2 separate regions of the Homo sapiens genome follow, and region 1 is linked to region 2. A link is an interaction called in ENCODE POLR2A ChIA-PET data of the cell type or tissue named here. Cell type or tissue: A673. All regions are shown on one strand. Each heading gives the region's core, and the rest is flanking DNA. Links, peaks and the distances in the headings are about the cores only. Region 1 has its middle 260 kb from the start of LINC02720. Region 2 has its middle 640 kb from the start of TENM4.

What was found. ChIA-PET counts read pairs that join two places held together with the same protein. Peaks named below come from ENCODE experiments on the same cell type or tissue, not always from the same donor. Only the 100,000 strongest peaks of a DNase experiment are listed, where the experiment ranks them.
Region 1: POLR2A ChIA-PET joins it to region 2 with 7 read pairs; 2 of 35 experiments call an interaction of 5 or more read pairs at or near these places.

Annotation. Positions count from the first base shown.
Region 1 is chr11:81,018,671-81,029,042 of GRCh38, forward strand. No RefSeq gene overlaps it. Among named protein-coding and RNA genes, the nearest start is that of LINC02720, 260 kb to the left of the region's middle. In A673, for the core only: no CTCF peak of the experiment used is centred there; DNase peaks (open chromatin) are centred at 3,481, 4,161 and 4,741; H3K4me3 peaks cover 884 bases; H3K27ac peaks cover 3,875 bases.
Region 2 is chr11:80,079,078-80,089,449 of GRCh38, forward strand. No RefSeq gene overlaps it. Among named protein-coding and RNA genes, the nearest start is that of TENM4, 640 kb to the left of the region's middle. In A673, for the core only: no CTCF peak of the experiment used is centred there; DNase peaks (open chromatin) are centred at 3,544 and 4,274.

The DNA of each region.
Region 1 (10,372 bases), core at 2,634-6,633, 940 kb after region 2:
TTAACAACTAGCGAATCTAAATAATAAATATACAGGTGTTTATTCTACTATTATTTCAACTTTTTGGAAGATTTGAAATGTTATACAAATAGAGTTGGGGGCAAACAAAATGATTGCATAATTGCTATATTGAGACCACATACTCCCACACCTATTTCTGTTGACCCCATTCCATTTGCTTCCACAGATAACCATTTTAATTAGTGTCCTGTGTATCCTTTCATTTAAAAAGTTTAGGTAGATAGAAGTAAATATGAATATTTATTCTCACATTTTTTTCTTATATAAAAGACATCATACCTGCTATGATTTGAGTGCTTGCCCCTTTCAAATTTCATGTTGATATTTAATTGCCATTGTAACAGTATTAAGAAGTGGGACATTTGAGAGGTGAATAGGTTGTGAAGGCTCCACCCTCATGGGTAGGGTTACTGTTATTACAAAAGGGTAAGTTTGGCCCTTTTTTGCCTCTGCCCTTCTGCCATGTAATGATGTGGCAAGAAGGCCCTCACCAGATGCCTGCACCTTGATCTTGGACTTCCCAGACTCCACAACTGTGAGAAAAAAGGTTTCATTCATTATAAATTATCCAGTCTGTGGTACCCTGATATAGTAGCACAAAATAGACTAAATCAATACTACATACAGCATTTGTTCCTTGCTCCCCTCCTTCCTTCTTCCTCTCCCTCTTTCTCTCATTGTTCCCCTCTTTCTTCCTTTCTCTTAGTTCAACAGTAAATCCTGGAAAATGTTTCATGTCAGTTCAAGGAGAGCTTTCTTATTCTTTTTTATCACAAAATATTTTAGAGTGATTAGACCATTGTATGTTTAACTGATTAGTTTTAAAATGCTGAAATTAACAACTTATATGTACGTTATTTCATGTACATGCAAGTGTGTCACTAAGGTAAATTCACAGAGGTTGGATTATCATGTATACAGGTAAATGCAGTCGTATTTTTAGTAGATATCTACAATTACTCTGCATGCTGTACCATTTTGTGCTCCTACTGGCCATGTTTCCAGAGTACTAGTTTTCCCACAGTCTCATCAATAGATTGTATTGCTCAACTTTTGTGTTTTTGCGACTTTCATAGTTGTGTCATCTCAGTATGGTTTCAACTTTAATTTTTCGGATAATCATTTACGTTTAGCATCATTTTCCATGATTATAAGCCATTTATATATTTTTCTGTACATTATTTATAGTTTTAGATATTTTTCAATTGTCTTTTGTGAATTTCTATAATTTCCTGTTTTTCATCTATAATGAAAATTACCACTTAATCTATACTTTGAGTAATATATCTTTCCCTGGTTTTTATTTGACTTTGACTATGGCATTTTTATCTTATCATTCGTTTATGGATTCCTGATTTTAAAAGACAGAAAAATGTTCCTTACTACAGAATTATATAGGAATTAGCCTTTTTTTTCCTTCTAATATTTATAAGATTTTGTGTTCATATTTAAATTTTTCATTCATTTGGATTTTCCTTGGTTCTCAATATTAGGGATGGATCCAACTTTAGCCGTTTCTAAAAGGCTACCCAATTGTCCAACTGCATTTATTTAAAAGTTCATTTTTCCATTTGACTTGAGATGCTATCTTCACCACATATATTTGTATCTCTTTCTGTACTTAAATTTGTCCATTGATCTGTCTATTTTTGTGCCAATATGCAATTCTTTTGATAAATAAGATTTTATATAATATGTCTTAATATCTAGTAGGGTTAATTCTTTATTGCTTTTTTCTTTCTAGAGTTTTTCTTAATATTATTTTTCATATAAATTTTAGAATAAGTCTGGTTTGGGGGGTCATATAGCAATAGGTAAATTGATTAATAAAGTGATTTGGTGAAGGTTTCACAATACATTTATGAATCAACTTCGGGAGAGTGGTTATGCTTATGTTTAGTCATTATATTTTAAAATGTGACATATCTTTCCATTTGTTTTAAGTCCTTGATCAAGCATTAGTTGCCTCCTCTGAGAATCTATAATTAAATTCAAGATAAAATAATTTTTTCCATTTATTGACCCATTTTTAGCTTACAATTTGTTTTCTACCCTTGTAAGTATTATGTTTGGTAAATTATTTTTTATTAATATCTCCCTTACAGATATTATACGCCATAAGGAAAGGAGTCACAGATTTGGTAATAGAGACTCAATACACGTTTGTTGGAATGATGAAAGCATTATGAGGCATATTTTCTTACTATGTTCACCTAATAATCTTAAAGTTATCAAGTTATTAAGTAGAGCCCATTCACAAGTCCAGATCTTTTGATTTTAAATCCTGTATTTTTCCATATTTTCAATATTTAATAGGGAAGTAACATGCTAAAATGCTATAGTTTTGCAATTTTATATCTTTCTTCCTCTAGGTAAATTAGCATTGTCACAATTAATTCTTGTGACTATGTAAAATCTAATATTAGTTACTATGGTATCAGGGGAAATGCTGTGTTTGGCCATCCGACTTTTTCTCACTAAGTCCAAATCAGACCTTCCTCATGAATATAATTATCATCATTAAAACAATAGATTACATATCAGGCACTGAACCCATGTTCCAACATTATTTCCTTAAACTTATGAACATTTTGATGTAGGTATTATTATATTACTTTTACAGATGAAGAAACTGAGGCTTATAGAATTTAAGCCAGGTGCACTGGCTCATGCCTGTAATCCCAGCACTTTGGGAGGCTGATAAGGATCACTTGAGGCCAAGAGTTGGAGACCAGCCTGGCCAACATGATGAAACCTCATCTCTACTAAAAGTCCAAAAAAAAAAATAGCCAGGTGTGGTGGTGGATGCCTGTAAAGCCAGCTAGTTGGGAGGCTGAGACAGGAGAATTGCTTGAACCCAGGAGGCAGAGGTTGCAGTGAGCCGAGATGGTGCCACTGCACTCCAGCCTGGGCAAGAGAGTGAGACTATGTCTCAAAACAAAAAACAAAAAACATTAAATTAGAATTTAAGCAACTTGCCCAAGGTCCTAGGATTAATCAGGGTCAGGGGTGAAGCAGGAAGCAGGAATCAAATCCAAATGGGCTTGGTATCAAACTCAAGTTTTTTGTGCTGAGCTGCTTTTCACGAAGATGACCACATATTCTGCCTTCATGTAAGGCCAGTTGTGCATTCCAAGGTTATTTTCTTAAAATTTCCAGTTTTCATTAAACAAGGATAGTTTCATCAAAAATTAGCAGGTCAATGTAAAGTGGTGCCGCCTTCTGTTAGTAAAGCATTCAATGTCATTATTTATTTTTAACCAAATGGCCCTTGGAGTTTTTAGTATTTCTTCTCTGTGAAAATGTATTTGCATCTCCTGTGGCTGAAAGAGGGTAATTAGTAATTCATGAATAATTTAGGAAACACTGGCTATAAGTTGTAGATATTTAAATAGTTCCCATAAATTACAGTCAAAACTATAATTTGTTCAATTGAAATTCTGTTAAAAGCTTGCATTTACATAGAATATCCAAATGCCAAATGTTGACATGCATTTTTAAAACCAACATATCAAGGCTATTTCCTTATTTAATTTAAATTAAATTCATATTCCATACCAGAAGCAATAAGGTTTGTTTGCTTTCATCAAGGGGAAAAAAGGCAAAACTATTTATGCACAGTTAGAGGCAAACACATGGAAATAACTGCAAACTTACCAAACATGACAGTAGAAAGAAATATTTAGCAAAAATAAAATGTCTGAATAACATATACAATACAAATATCTATTACAGAAATAAAACGTGTAGTGTCCTTTACAGAATTAACTATTAGAATAAAATTATAAGCAGAAATTGAAAAACTAAAGAGAAAATGTGGGAGTCAGGATAAGTATTAGATCTTACTATGAAATATTACAAGTACTTGAAGCAGAAATTCATAAAACTGATTTTTAAAACTACATCCATAAAAATCATTTCAAATGCCTGAACTAAATTGTAATCCATATTATCGTATTCGATATTATTCATTCATTTATTTGCTTAACAAAAATATATATAACATGTGCCTGTCATTCTTGAACATCCTGTTAGGTAATAAATCAAGCAATGGTCTGCCCTTTATAAGTTCGGTAATGCTTCACTTCCTCCCTCCCTCCCTTCCTTCCTTCCTTTCTTCCTTCCTGTTTTTCTTCCTGTCTTTTCTTGGCTTTTATATTTCATTAAATAATTCCTTTATTTATTCAAAAATTATTTACTGATTACCTACCTGCTACATTCTAGGCTATGTTCTTGGCTTTGAGGATAGAGCAGCTACCAGAGAAAAGTTTCTGCTTTCATTGACCTTTAGTGTCTACTGGAATACAGAAGTCATTAAAGCATGTCATGACTTACATGAGTATGCCTAGAATAAACAATGCAATGTTAAGTCACGGAAACTTGTCCTTATAATAAAATATTAAACTCATAGCTTTCTTTCAAAAATGATTTTGAGAATAATTTTCAATAAAACGACTGAAATAAACTGAAATTAGGTGGTTAAAATATGACAGTAAAGGTTCCTTTCTTAATTTATTCAACAAATCCCTGTTGAAAAGGTGCAAAGGTGGATCAAATATAGTTCTTGCTTTCAAGGGTCTTGTAAGGAGAGTGAAGTGAATTAGCAATTGTAGTATAGTGTGATTAGTGAAATGATTGAAAAAAACAGATACACATGGAACTATGGAGACACAGAAGGGAGTTAGATCATTGGTAAGATAGAGCAGGATAAGTAAAGTCCTCCTGTATACAGATGTTCAGCTGGAACTTTAAAGGATAATTTGATAACAAGATTAAGTGTGGAGAGTAGAGAGAAAAGAGTCCAGAAACAGGAAGCAGCACAAAGGTGAAGCTGGTCTTGAGGGCATCAGGTCAAAGCATCAGAAGACTGCTGTGTGCCACACAAGTCCCCTGCTCATGTGAGTTGGTACGATTATAATTACTGTGGCACAGCACTACCTACTCTCCCATATACAGATTTAATACTGTGACTTTATTGTAACTATATGTGCAAACTGTGAATTATTATTCACATTCCATTAATTATTATATTATAAGGCAGAACACATACTATAAACCATAAAACCTGTTGGAAAAAATTCCTTTTCAATTTCAAAATATTTCTTATATGTGCATTATTAGGAATACTTAAATGCTCATCACTGGTTTTCTTTCAAAAAGTAATTTCTTATTTTAGTGGCTCCAGATAGGCTCTATTCAGTTTGACACATATTTTAACTGTTAAATGTTATTTTTCTATTAAAATTCATAAAGTCAAGGAAGACTTCAATTCAATGCAAGCTAAATGTCTTACCTCCCACCTGTCATCTGCGCAAAGCATATAATTTCCCTAAAATTATGCAAAAATTCGCTAATTAAGATTTAATTTGCTAATCCTTGCTCAGTTAAACTAGTGGCATATGCAAATTGCCTGCTGAGCCCTTTTAAATTTTTGAAACAAACGATAAACAAAATTTCTTTTCAGTTTAAAAACATGTAAAGAATCTGGTGATTGACACAACATAGTGGTAGATAGTTGGATAAATACTTGCTATAGTTTATTAGAAGCAAATTTGTCAGAGTCATAAAAAGCTGATGAAATACATCCATAGGTATGTTAATTACAATGTTTCCAGGATGATAAAGGAATTAGGACAAGAGAAAATTAATAGTGGACCTCTTAAAGGGGAATATATTCTGATTCTTATTTATAAAATCGTAAGAATTTCTATAGGTTTTCTAAAACGTTGACTCATTGCTTTTTGTGTAAAACAAAATCCTATTCAATGAAAAACAGAAGACTATCTACCTTTAACAAAGGTCCAACTTTTCAGGGGTCTTACTTAAATATTCACACAATTCCTTAAGTCAATATGGCTTGTGAATGTTTTCTGGACCCAAATTATTCTAGTTGTTTTACTGAATTACTCAGTGTTAAAGCAGCTGTGTTGGTATTGTGTAGAAGTGGATTAACCAAGGGAAAGATATATTTTGTGTGCATGCGTGTGGTGGGGGAGATAAAGATGTCTCATATATGAGTTCCTATAAATATAATGATTGATTTTTTAAAATACTGTAATTAAACACACAGGACAACTTAAAGGGAACTGAATCTTAATTTTTGTTAAGATTCAACTGTTGACACACACAAGATACAATATTAATTTAAATAGTTGAATATCGTACTCTGAAGATCCCAAAAATGATATGAAAAGTTCTCATTTGTTTAGCATGTAAGATAGAACAAACTCTATTAGGCCTTTTACAAATGTTATTTAGAAACAATTTTGGAGCTCTAGTCTCCAGAACTATAAATCTGTGTTGCTTTTTAACCAATTAAGACTGTAGCAATTTGTTACAGTAGCAGTAGATAAGTCATACAGCTACTTATTATTATCAGTACCGCTACTATTTTTAAAGAACAGAGTTATTTTACAACTGAAATGGGTAAACTATGCTTATCTCCTGAAATGTCTGGATGTGTGGTTTTGACAATTGGTCAAATAAAGGGCAGTGTAATTGATCATGTTCTTGTTAAAATCAGAAATTCCACAAGGATGGGGTAGGGTCAGTTTGTTTACTGATGGCTTCATATGGTACAACAGATAAGATAGCCTGGCTGGTCTCTGTGACAACAGGAGGGAAAACTCACTAGAAATTTCTACTTTGAGTTCTTTTGAAGCCAAGATTTCACAGCACAGTTCTTGGTGGTTCACTCTGTAGACAAAAGGTTTCCATGTATACATAAGGACCCCAGAAAGCTTAAGCTTTTAAGAATGTTTCTCTACCAATGATACCTGATTGCACTATCTATTGCCATACATATCCTTTGCCTTTAAATAAAAGCCTTACGTGTGTATATTTGGTGGAATCTTGCAAGTTCCTTCAAATATCCAAATATGATAATTTTTTATCTTATGATAATATCCTGTGAATGTTCTAACTTTCTAAATTTGGTTGTAGACATTGCCCCAGCGATACCATCACCTCTCGTTACAGGAGTTCTTAGATACTTTAAGGAACTTTGCTATTCAACATCCTATTTCTTACACTAGGATATCACTTGTCACAATTTTATTTCTTAAATTTTTACATCCCCCAAAAGATTTATCTGAATGCACTATATACTGAATATTGTGTTCAGCAAACTGCAAGAGTATTGATTGAATTAATCCTGTAAACACACACACACACACACACACACACACACACACAGCACACAAAAATATATATAATCTCACAAAATACCATTTTTAACATTATTTGCATCATTGGCTTATATTTCATAAGCATACTTTCTTTTAAATGCTCATTAGAATTCTTCAGAGGATCCTCAAAACAATTGCCAATGTGGCAGATTAGCAAACATGCGAAGAGCCCACTTGCTATGAATTGCATTTCATGTTATAGCTGCAGAGGGTAATCAACCAGAAATTAATCCCTCTCATGTTGTGATCCATATAACTGTGAAGTGAAATGTGATCTTGACATTGGGAATTAGAGTTGCTTACAATCAGGCAGGAGTAATGCTATTCAAGTGACACCATTTTGTGAGGTTTCAATTAGTTCACACAATAGGGGGCTTCATGATGACAGGAGCATGAGTCAAACCAACATCAAGGGGTTATCAAAGCAGAATTGCTTCAAGGAATCAATCAACTCCTCTCTCTTTGCTCATCATTGAGTTTAGATGTTGCTCTCCAGAGTTGATTAATATGGAGTCTTGTGAATGTTTGGGTCTCAGATGTTGAAGTCTGGTGATCTTTCATTTTTTATGCTTCCTCCTGTAACATAGGCATCTCTTATTAAACTATAATGATCAAGGCATAAAGAATCCCTGCAGGATTAATGATCAGAGGAAGGAGTTGAGTGCACAAGAAGTTCCCAGTTATTAGTCCTCATTGACTAACCATTAATTCTTGAAAAATATACCCAAAGTCTTATTGCTTTCTGAATTAAATAGATGCTAAAACCAAAACTAAACTAAAAATCATCTCACATTCATTTTAAAAATTCACATATATTAAATGATCGGCATATTTGGTTATAATATAGATATTAAATAGACTATGCCAATTATATTAATCCATTTATTAATTCACATGACATAAATGTAACCAGGTATTTGCCATATGTCAAGCATTGTGTTAAATGATACTAACACAACATAGATAATAATTCTAGCATTTACAAAGATTTTATATATGCTAAGTCTCAAGACTATGATGTAAGTAGAGATTTAGACTTCTACCAAGAATTTGAATTGTCATTTCAGTGAGTTTACATCCTTCTTTAAAAACAAATGTTGGCTCATGCCTGTAATCCCAGCACTTTGGGAGGCCGAGGCGGGCAGATCACTAGGTCGGGAAATCTCTACTAAAAAATACAAAAAACTAGCCCAACCGTGGTGGCAGGCACCTGTAATCCCAGCTATTCAGGAAGCTGAGGCAGAAGAACTGCTTGAACCCGGGAGGCAGAGGGTGCAGTGAACTGAGATTGCCCCATTGCACTCCAGCCTGGGCAACAAGAATGAAACTCCGTCTCAAAAAACAAAAACAAAAACATATATAACGGAGTAATTAATTTAGTTGTGATTTTTAGTAGAAATATTGCTAAGCTTGTATTTAAGAGAACTTGAGATTCTTCATATTTGTGAATTTAACTCAGTATATTTAAGTACTTCCAAAGTTTTTTTTGGTTAAGTTGAAAAATTAAAGTACTTAAAAATGAAAATCAAGTACATTAAATTTAGAAATTCAATGTAAAATAATTGAAGGATCTTGAAAAACTTTGTTACTGACTAATATTATCAAAGACAATTTAGAAATAACTTTCAAAATATGCCATATTATAAATTTCTTAAATGTTAGCAAAATGAATTTAAAACATCATGAGAGCTAGATTTCTAATTGTAATACTGATAGTAATTAATAATTTAAAAAATACACCTCTGAATGACCATCTTTCCTAGGCTCCCAAAAGTTCTGTTGAGAATATTTAACAGCTTGTATTAACAATATAATATGGGTACTAATAACAAATCTGAAATAAAATATACCAAGTGTTTACAGTTTAGTCTTGACTTAATGGCTTTATATATTTTTGTACTTTCTCAATGTTCTACAGTCAATATATATAATTTTTATGTGAAAAATATCAAAGATTAGTCTTTTTATGAGATTAGACTGTGATTTACCTATTTCTCCTAGAAGTAGGTATAGCACCTAACCTTTAAAAAACGTAAAGACAGAAACTATTTTATATTTTGGAATTAAATTGTATCAAGTATTTTGCTGGTTCAAATAATATTCTACAATTGAATATTTGTTGAACAATCAGAACAAAATGTGTTTTGATTTAAATACACACAATTTGTAATGATATAAGACCATTTGGTCACACTTGCTGGCCTTTTCAATAAATATGTAATTGAAAAAAAAATCTTTGTTCACAAGAGGTAGGCCCTGGGCTGGATTAAGAAAACCTAATTGTAAGTTACCAATTCTGGAATCATGTAAGCATTTGGCCAAATGTAAGTCTGGACAAATGATGGAGCTCTGCTTCCCCATGAGCAAAATGGAATAACATCACAGGATTATTATAAATGCTTAAAGTCAAATATAAGTACAGTAATTAAACTATAAAATGCTACACAAATTGAAGGGTTGTTTTTTCTCCTTTAGATTCTTCATAGAAATGTCATAGTGTAGAAAATACGCTCTTTTATTTTCATGAAACTTAAAATTTAGATAGAGAAGCAAAGGATGCATTAAGAAAATAAAGAATAAAAAGTGGGAATGAATGGATAGTAGAAACAGGCAAAGAAGAAAAAAAACGTTAAGTTGACTTTCGGGAAAAGAAAGATAATTCTTTTGTGTAATATACCATAGACCAAGAACTGTGGTAAGCTTGAAATATAACACTGGCGATAGCATACCACTTAGTCTGAGATGTGCCACAATAAAGATGAATATATGCTGATTGCTAATAGGGTGTGCATGTGGCTTGGAGGGGTTATAAAGAGCTTCATGGTGATGTGTGTTCATAGTTTTGAAGAATTAACAGAAGTTCATCAGTCAGGGAAGAGGAGAAAGCTTATTGCAGGTAAAAGACAGAGAAGTAAGACATTGCTTGCCATGTTTGAGTATTGCTTTGATCCATTTCCCCAGTACTGCATGTTGAGCAAAGTTTGAAGATGAAGGATTCTGCAACACTGGAGGGTGACTAAATTCCAGGAAATACAGAGAAAAGCATTGGGTTGCTGCTATACACCTTGATAGCTCCTTTTTATGGTTATGCTTTTATTCTCTTGGGTACCAATGCATTTCTCTATGCAATGAAATATTAACTAAAAATCAATATATTTAAAGCA
Region 2 (10,372 bases), core at 2,038-6,037:
CCCACCATCTCCAGATAATTTTCCAAAGCCCCTTATCCCTAAGTCTTATAAACATTTTCTGTCTTCACAACCAAGTTCAAGGTGAGAGGCACAAAATAATTCCTTTGCTCAGTCTTTGACCCTGGCTGGACTGTCCCCTCAAAGTTACATCAGTACTTATTTCAACAATTTCAGTCATGCACCACACAACAACATTTTGGTCAATGACAAACCAAATATACAAGGGTGGTCTCATAAGCTTATAATATCATATATTAACTGTACTTTTTCTATGTTTAGTTATGTTTAGATACACAAATATTTAGCATCATATTATAATTACCTATGGGATTTAGTATGGTAACATGCTTACAGTTTTATAGCGTAGGAGGAATAGGCTATATTATATAGCTTAGGTAGTAGTACGCTATATCAACTAGGTTTGTATAAGCACACTATATAATGTTCACACAATAATGAAATTTTCTCATGCATTTCTCAGAATGTATCCCTTTGTTAAGCAACACACGACTGTATTTTCTTAAACTCTTTGTATACATCAGATTCTTCAAAGACTTTACAAAAGAAAATGACCAGAGACACTGGATTATAGTCTGGTAGGACTGTAGATCCCTTTTCCATTCTATAATTACCTGTATATACTAAACGGCATATAGACATAAATAAGGGACATATAAAGGGAACTGTACAAAAATGTTGTAGTGGTGAGTTAGTATGGCTTACATTAGAGGGAAAGAAAAATGTTATGGCCCAGGTCATAAAGTTGATTAGTTGACTAAGTAATTGTATGTCAAAATGGGTAGCAGAGAACCTAAAATACAGTAGACAATCAGTATGTTACTCATCTCCTTCTACTCTATATCTTATAATTGTTGTCAACATTCACAATACACTTGGTTCTTAACACTCAATTCAAAAATTGTTTTCACAACCTTCTTCAAAACCTTCTCTCACTCACTTTAGTTTGTAAGTATGAATTATCTTCTTACTTTACTGATAAACAACACATATTCAACATTGTCTTAGTCCATTTTGTGCTTCTATAACAGAATACCACAGACTGAATCATTTATAATGAACAGAAATTTTTTTCTTGCAGTTCTGGAGGCTGGGAAGTTCAAGATCAAGGTGCAGGCTTCTGGCAAGGACCTTCTTGCTCCATCATAACATGGTAAGAGGCACCACATAATGGAAGGGTAAGGAGAGGACGAGAGAGAGACAAAAGGGGGCCAAACTCATCCTTTTATAAGGAACTCACTCCCTAGATAACAGCATTAATTCATTCATGAGGGCTCTGCTCCTGCCAAAGGTCCTATCTCCCAATGCTGTTACAATGGCTATTAAATTTCAACCTGAGTTTGGGAGGGGAAGAACACTCAAACCACAGCAAACATGTATCTATAGCATATCTTCTGTCTGCCAGGTACCTGGTAGGTACTGTGAAAGACACAAAATGAACCAGACATTGATCTTATTTCCAAGGATTTTAGAGTCTAATTAGTCTAGTGTGGACAGAGGGGTTAAGTATGACACCCTGAATCATTATAATACAGTAAAAAGTCATCTAGAACTTAGAAATTTAGGCAAAATAAAATGGGTGAGAAGGACAGGAGGAAGAAAGAAGGAAAAAGGAAAACTTAGGTATATTTAGTAGCCACTGTACACCGGGCACTGTTCTAGCCACTTAACCATGTTATGTCTATATAGCTATACTTATGTCTCTACATCTATATAAATTGCATCTATATCAGTCATCTATATTTACCTGATAAAATATATATGTATCAGCAAGTAATTATTGTCCCCATTTTACATATGAGGAAGTAGAACATCTGAAAAGTATTCTTAGAAAAGGGGGAAAAATAACATTTGCTAAAATTGTCCCCTTGACTCATCTTTGATTCTCTTTACAAGCCTCCATATCCTTCTTCAGAATAATAAATTTTATTTATTAAATGTCAGGTATCTGCTAAACTCTTTATACATATTACATAATGATAACAAGAACACATCAAAGTAGTTGTGTTTGTTCTCTCTCATTTTATAATTGAGAAAATGAAGACTCAGGGAACTCATAGAAGGGAAGCACTCCAAATTGAGGCATTCTCTGTTAAGTTTTGCTTCTACTTCAACAGCTAAAAATATATACATATACAATACATATATGTGTGTATGTTTATATGTGTATACATGCATATATATTATAATATTATTATCTAATATGTATTAAGCTCTCATAAAGTGTTAAGTATTAATCCAAGGGTTTTTTGTGTATAACAAAATTTTGATTCACTTGAATGGATAAAATTTTATCATGCCCATTACTAAGGTGTGGTCATTATTCTCATTGTACAGATGGGAATACTAGGTTAGAGGAGTTGGAAATTTACTGAAGGTTACTTAGTAGATAAATGGCTGAGCAAGGATGAATTCAGAGCCTCCACTCTGAAGCAGCTGAAAGGAAAGGGCTGGAATTGGGAACTAGACACAATGATGAGGTATATACCTCTTCAGAAGTAGAGGTGGAGAATTGAAAACTTCATGAGAAAATGGCTTTGTTCTATCCTTAATTCTCTCCAAGATCCAGATACAATGTCAGTGCATAGGTTTCAGCTCACAGTTAAATAGCTTTAGTGTCTGCTTTGAAAGAATTCAAATTTCTCTGAGATCCCCATTAATAAGAAGCCAGTAGGATGTCCCAGTCTCCCACCAGCCCAGTTAGCCTAGTCTGACACGTTAAACCTACATTTCTGAGAGTGACAGACAATGTCATTTTGTTTGTTCTTGGGTAAAGCCCTGTCACTTTCTCTGCTTAGAGAGGTCTGCTCAGTGTATTGATGGCCCCAATCAGGAAAATCCACTCTAGTGTGGACAAGGCCAAAACGTTTAGGGAAAATACTTTCTGCCTGGAGATAAGGCTGGTGCCTCAGTTGGTAAGACTGGGGAGTAAGGAGACAGAGAAGCCTTGATACTTGATTCACCTGCCTAGGAACAAGGAGCATGGGATGTGGAACAAGGAAAACTGGGCTGGGATTAAATCTCTGTTCTATATTTTACCAACTGAATCAATTTAGGTTACTTAAAATTTTTGAGCCTCAGTTTTCTGAACTGTAAAATTATCATAACATTGAGCATTATTAAATTAAACAATGTACAGAAAGTGTTTAGCTTATTTACTGGCACACAATAGGTATTAAAATATGGTAAATATAATGATTATTAGAGTCATTATCATTATCATCTTCATCATCAGGCTCCTTATCATTAATAACATAGATTATAAGCCAATATTCTTATATGCCCCTTCAGGATATCAGAATCTACCACCATTGGATAATTTGGTCAAAGACTTGTTGTAAGTCGCAGAAAAGATCCTCTTTCTCCAGTTCAAATATTTGCTCATCTGGAGGCAAAGGAGAGCTTGCTTTAGAGATTAATATGAGATGAAACTTTAAATTTCCCTTGTTGGAACTGGGTATTCTAAATAATGACCTGGAGATTTGAATATTAACACTCCCTAAAGAGGAAGTAGCCAAATGGCATTCTCTATTGCTTTCCACAAATCCAATTAGTGAAAAGCTCAATTTACAATGAATCATAGGAGGAGTGCATGGAAAGAACACTATCTGGGAATAAAGAGAGATATGATCTAGTTGAAATAATACTCATAATTAATTTTTCCACTACTCTCTGCAGTTTAAAACACATTCATAAATATGACCTTTCCAACAACCCTATGGGTGCATGTTATTATTATTTTTCCATAATCCAATCCCTCACTAAATCCTGCTGACGGTACGCCTAATTGTACCTGGATTCCAATCTTTCCGCTCCATAAAAACAAATACAAATCTAGATTAGGGCTCATCACCTCTTCTAAGTCTGTCAATAGCCTCCTCACTGATTTTCCTTTCTCAGTTTCACTTCCTTTACTTCATTTTCTATTCTTATGCCAGAAGGCTTTTTCTAAATTACATACAAGATAATTTTACTCCCTAGAATCAAACTTTTCAAATTCTATGTCTGCAAATTACCATGAGATCCTTCTTTCTCCCACCCTCTCTCTTTTCCTCCCTTCCCTTCTCCTTCCTTCCTTCCTTCCTTCCTCCCTCCCTCCCGTCCTCCCTCTCTTCCTTCTTTCCCTCCCTCCCTCCCTTCCTTCTTTCCTTCCTTCCTCCCTCCTTCCTTCTCTCCCTCCCTCCCTCCTTCTCTCCCTCCCTCCCTTCTTCTCTCCTTCCTTCCTTCCTTCCTTCCTTCCTTCCTTCCTTCCTTCCTTCCTTCCTTCCAGTGGTATTTGTTCGGCAAATTCTGCCCCACAAATTTCATGTTAAAGCACCAGTAAGCACAGCTACTTCAGCAGAGGCAGAGTTTAGCACTTGCTTGCACCCTGCTCCCTGATTCATTGCCCCACTCTAATCTAAGTAGTTTATGGAACACAGTTTGACAAGCAACCGGCCTGTAGAATCAAGTTCAGTTATCTCACCTGGCAAAAGAGTCCAGGTTTAACTCACCAGGCTCCTCAATGAGGAATTAGCTCAAGTTACAAAGGCAGTTCAGAGAAGTGGGCCTCCCAAGGCACAGGGTTGAACTGACACTGGTGGAGGGAGAGTGAGAGGAGTCTAAATGGGGAATGATAAGCACACCCACCTGCCACTCCACTTTTTGATCCAATGGGACCTTTCGAAATTACCTGAAAGAAATATTCATGCTCACACCTTAGGCTTTTTACAAGCTGGAATGTTTTTTCAACCCAATACCACAGATATTACGTCCCTGTGTAACCTCTCTGACTTCCTTTCCTTGCTTTAGGCTGTTTTATCTTGTACATCCTTTTTATATGACTCATGCTTAACTATTTGATACTGCATATCACCAGGTACTGACATCACACTTTTATTTTTTTAATTTTATTTTCATTTTTATTTTTTGAGATGGTTTTGCTCTTGTTGTCCAGGCTGGAGTGCAATGGCGCAATCTTGGCTCACTGCAACCTCTGCCTCCCAGGTTCAAGCAATTCTCCTGCCTCAGCCTCTGGAGTAGCTGGGGTTACAGGCATGCACCACTACACCCAGCTAATTTTGTATTTTTAGTAGAGATGGGGTTTCTCCATGCTGGTCAGGCTGGTCTTGAACTCCTGACCTGAGGCGATCCACCCGCCTTGGCCTCCCGAAGTGCTGGGATTACAGGCGTGAGCCACCGTGCCTGGCCACATTTTTATGTGTTTCTCCCACCAGACTTTAAAAACAGGGAAAATATCCTATTCACATCTTGGTCACAACCACAGTGACTGGCACATAGTAGGTGCTCAATATACATGTGTGGAGCTGGACATAGGCTTCATTTCACAAGTAAACAAATGTACAGATGGTATACAAGCACTGGCTAAGTGGTGTGACTGAGACGATGACCTGTAGGACATGATTATTTGCTTTACAAAAAGATTTGATTAACAAGAACTGAATTAACAAATGACTATTCTCAAGACACAGCTATCACATTGTGAGAGAGACACCATTATCTCACCAATAAAATAGATTAACTAAATTTGGGGCTGCAATCTAATTCTGAAGCCTGCATGGAATGAGATGATGAATATGAGGGGAGGAAGAGAATAGAAGAGAAGAAATATATGGGCAGGATACAGGGCTTTCTGGCAACCATAAATAGTGCCCTCAGTAATCTGAGCTTTTGACCAAGAAAATCAATGAATAACAGCTGACAGCTGATATATGGGCAATCACCATAGAAACAGCACGGCTCCCAGGATAGGTCAAGACTTGACTGTAGCCAAATCAGCATATTATCATATCTCCAGGAAGAACATAGAGCACCAAAGCAGAGGGGTTCCTTTACCATGGGAAGTATAAAGAGAAAGAAAATTGACAGAGCGGTGCAATGCTCCCCACGAAGAGAGACACTGAACCCAGAAAGCATCAACACCCCAGTTGCTAGAAAAGCATTTTCTCTTTGGGGAGAGAAAAGCTTCATCAGAGCTAATCTTAGCTCTCATGAAAAATTCTTCCTGATAATCTTTATTTCTTCTCTTTGTTCCTTTTTCCTTCTTTTTATTCATTTACCTAACTTATAGGTATGAAAATAGTCATTAAAAACGTATACTCTGGAGTCAAATAGCCTCAGGTTCCCATCCCAGTGTTGTCCCTGATTAAAAATGGAACTTGAGTGTGTACCTTGGCAGCTGCTATCTTCCTATATGTCTTAGTTCTTCTTACAGAAGGGCGCTTCTCCTGCCTTCCAACTCCTCCAGTGCTCTCTCTGATGGCTGGAGCCTGTTGTGCCTGCATGCACACAGCAGGCTGGAGGGCTGGGGAATAATGCCCTCGAAACCTATTCTTAGCAGACCTCAGCCAATGACTGATGGAAGGTGGTATATAGATACCCCATCTCCCTTGCTTTTCTGATGGGATAACTCTCATGTAAGTGTTCTGCGCTGGCTGCTGGCGTTTCCCCATGGCATTGAGTTCTAGTTACCCACAGTGGTATCTGACTAGATGAAGCACCCTTTGTTGGCTGTTTTCCTTTTCCTGTCTCACTCCTCTACTCCCCCATGGACGTTTCCTGAGAAATCTCTCAAACTACTTGCACTTGAATCCTATTTTCAGAATTTGTTTCTGAGGTACCCAAACTAAGAAAGTGACTTCATCTTTGCAGTTTTCATTTTCCTTTTTTGAAAATGCTGACCATGGTACATAAATGCAAGTTGTGAAGATTACATAATACATGCAAAGTTCTTAGGCTAGTGCCTGGCACATCTGAATGCTTTAAATATGTTATCTATAATTTGTATTCTTGCTGTTAAGAGCTCAATACATATCAGATATGCCAGGTACCTTGTTAGGTGCTATGGAGAGGATGGTGAACCAGACGCTACCCATCTCTGCCCAAAGGGAACTTACAATCTCATGGACAATAAAAGTTAACTAAAATGCCACATGATAAATGCTACAAAAGAGAGAAATGTGTGGTGCTGTGGGAGTACATAATAGAACTTAACCTGGTATGAGGGCCTCAGATATTATTTAATAGGAAGCTGACATTTAAGGAATGATAGGTGTTGGCCAAAGTGTGTGTGTGTGTGTATGTGTGTGCATATGTGTGCTTACAAGTGTGTGTGTGCGTGCATGTGCACACACATACACATATGTAAGCAAAGGCAGTATTACAGGTGGAGAAAATTTTGTATCAAAAGACCCACAGATATGAGAAACAAAAATAGAGGGAGAGTAAAAAGGAAATAGGGAAGAAAAGAGGGAGAATAACTGTCTCTAATTGCCTTCAAGGAACACAAAAAAAGTGGTCTTTGATTCTATATTCATCAATCACTATGTTAGCTCCCAAGTTTTTTGCTTTTTGTTTTGTTTTGTTTGTTTTTTGGTACAAGGGAACCAGACAGATGTCTCGTGAGCAAACACTGCCCTTTAGTCACTCAAAGAAATATTTGTGCATTTTAGATGAACACATTGATAGGTAGTCTGATTTCATTTGAATTTGTGTATTATGAGTTAGGTTATGATCAGGCAATTCCCTTGAGTTATGTCAACTCCAGGCCATTAACAAGGTGGAGTTTATGGAGCCATAAGGCTAAGAATGCCAACCCATGGCTGGGTTATTACAGGGTGATGCCTCCCATGAGTCTTCTTGGTGAGCTCTTACTTCTGGGGCACTCCTCTCTTGACAACGAGCCTGATTCTACACCAGCAAAAACATCCATCCCTTCCCTTATTCTAGATTCTGGATTCCTCTCTTGTAATGCCAGTAAATGTATAACCTTGGCTATTTAAGCAGCCAAGACCATTGCTGACTGCCTGAGTAATCTTCTTTACTCAAGTCCTGGGCCCTGGAGAAGTTATAAATCAGATGGCTGTGGTGGAGGTGAATTAAATATTAGTTGGTGCAGCTCTTTGAACAGTTAGAAGGGAAAGTGCTCACTAAATGCATGTTATTATTATTGCTTCTGGCTATAGATACTGGGTCATTGGAGACCCCTTACTTTATAAATATTTCTTTTTTTTTTCTTTTAGTGGTTGTAATGAAACTTATCTGCTTGCAGGTATACCCTGGTAGTCTATCTTGGCTTTAATGCTGAGTAACTTCAAGAGACAATGACCACTGGAATTGCCACCACTCAGACATCATCAAGAAGACATATGTTTTATTCTTAATTGAGTGGTATGGATTATTTTTCTTTTCAGTATTACTGGAAAGGGGTACGAGTGGATTTTCCAGAATGGTGTAATAAAAATGAAATTTGATTGATTAATTCAATAGCTACGGCTAAGAAGCATCTTGTGCAGCAGTGGAGAGGAAATGCACAGTGCCCTACAGACAGAAGCTGCATAACTCACATTTGTTTGAGAGAGAGGCTCCTGAGCTAGATTCTGGCTTCTTGGAGAATAGCTCACTCTTGGAAGTATAAGCCAAGTCAAATGGGTTATTTTCCTCATGAGCTTCATCTAGTCAGTTATAACTTTGAGACATTAGAGTATAGAAGGCAAATCATATGATAAAGCTGTTTAACAAGTCACCATTTATTTTTGCCATGGTTCTTTTTTTTTTTCTTTTGAGATGGAGTCTTGCTCTGTCGCCCAGGCTGGAGTGCAGTGGCGCAATCTCAGCTCACTGCAAGCCCCGCCTCCTGGGTCACACCATTCTCCTGCCTCAACCTCCCGAGTAGCTGGGACCACAGGCGCCCGCCACCATGCCCGGCTAATTTTTTTGTATTTTTAGTACAGACGGGGTTTCACCGCGTTAGCCAAGATGGTCTTGATCTCCTGACCTCGTGATCCACCCGCCTCGGCCTCCCAAAGTGCTGGGATTACAGGCGTGAGCCACCGCATCCAGCCAGGCCAGCCATGGTTCTTATGGCAGAAAACACTTAGTACCTGCCTGTGGGTGGGAGTCAGAGGGGTCCTGACCCCACAAAGAGGCCAGTCGAAGGGGTCAGTAGCTGATTCTACATGGCAGGGAATTTCAATTAGGGGTCATAGCACTCATGACATTGTATGAGAAACTCTGTAGGTGCACATGTTTCTCGGGAAAGGGCTATACTATTTCTGCAAGATGTCTATGAATTCCAGTAAGTAAAGAAACACTGTAGTGAAAACTGAACTCATGGACAAGTGGCATTGGAAGGTATGTTATGCTTCTAATACATCTGTGAGTCTAACAACCATTTGGCCAGAGATTTTTTTTTCCCTAGAGATACCCTCTAAAGCTTTGACCAGATTTCTAAAAAATGTGAAAGTGGCTGATTTAAAAGGAAATCTGCATGATCAAATTGAAGATAGTATGGATCCCTACTTATTCTTCAGGTCTCACTGCAAATATAATGTCCTCTTTTCTGATTTCCCACAACACTTTGCATCTATGTAACATGCATATATCTCTTTTAAATGTCTGATATCTGACTAATATTGGAATTTTTTTGAAGCAGAAACTCAGTGTTTTTCAACATTACACTCCTAGACATTAGAGTCAGGTATACTTTTGATAAAAGGGCTCCTCACATGGTGAGAACTGCATCAGCAAGGCTCCAAGGAGGTCAATGCAGGGCTCTGTGTTAGTTATGAGGCTTTCAGTTGTGAACAGCAGCTACATGGCTAGTTTAAGTCAAAGAGGAAAATTTTCTATTTACCGGTGGTGGAGGGGGAAGAATCAGAGCTGGCTTCAGGAATGACTGGATGCAGAGGAGACTCAACCAGCATCAAGACGTTCTTATCATCTGTCTTCTCTGCTTCTCTTTCCATATTAGCTCAATGTGTTCTCACAGAAGATCGATTTTTCTCCCTGTCATGGTGAGCACAGTGAACCTCCATGTTCAGTGTTTCACATTCATTACTTCCTCTAAATTGGAAGCAACTTTTTGGAATAAGCAGACTAAATCTGCTTCTTTCGTATTACAAATGATGAAACAAAATCAAGGGTGCCAACTAATTTGAATAATATCACACATCTAGAAAGCAGTGGAGCTATAAATAAAACCTTTCAAAATGTGTACATAAGTGTGGAAAAGTCTGAACTTTGGTATTATTTACACCATTATTTAAATACACAGGTAACCTCACCTTTCTGAGTTTTGGTCTTTTTAGCTGATAAATAAAGAGGGGAGAATGACATCAACCCCTCAGGATTGACCAGAGTTGATTTGTATATATATTATACACACACACACACACACACACACACACACACACATAGACATACATACATATATAGAGACTATATATATAATTATGTGCAGACTATATTTTCTGCGTGTCTGTGCACGTGCACATGTGTAAAATTATGTCTTTAAAAATTCCTGGCACATAGTAGGTTGTCAATAAATATCGACAAAGTCAAGTATCTGACTCAT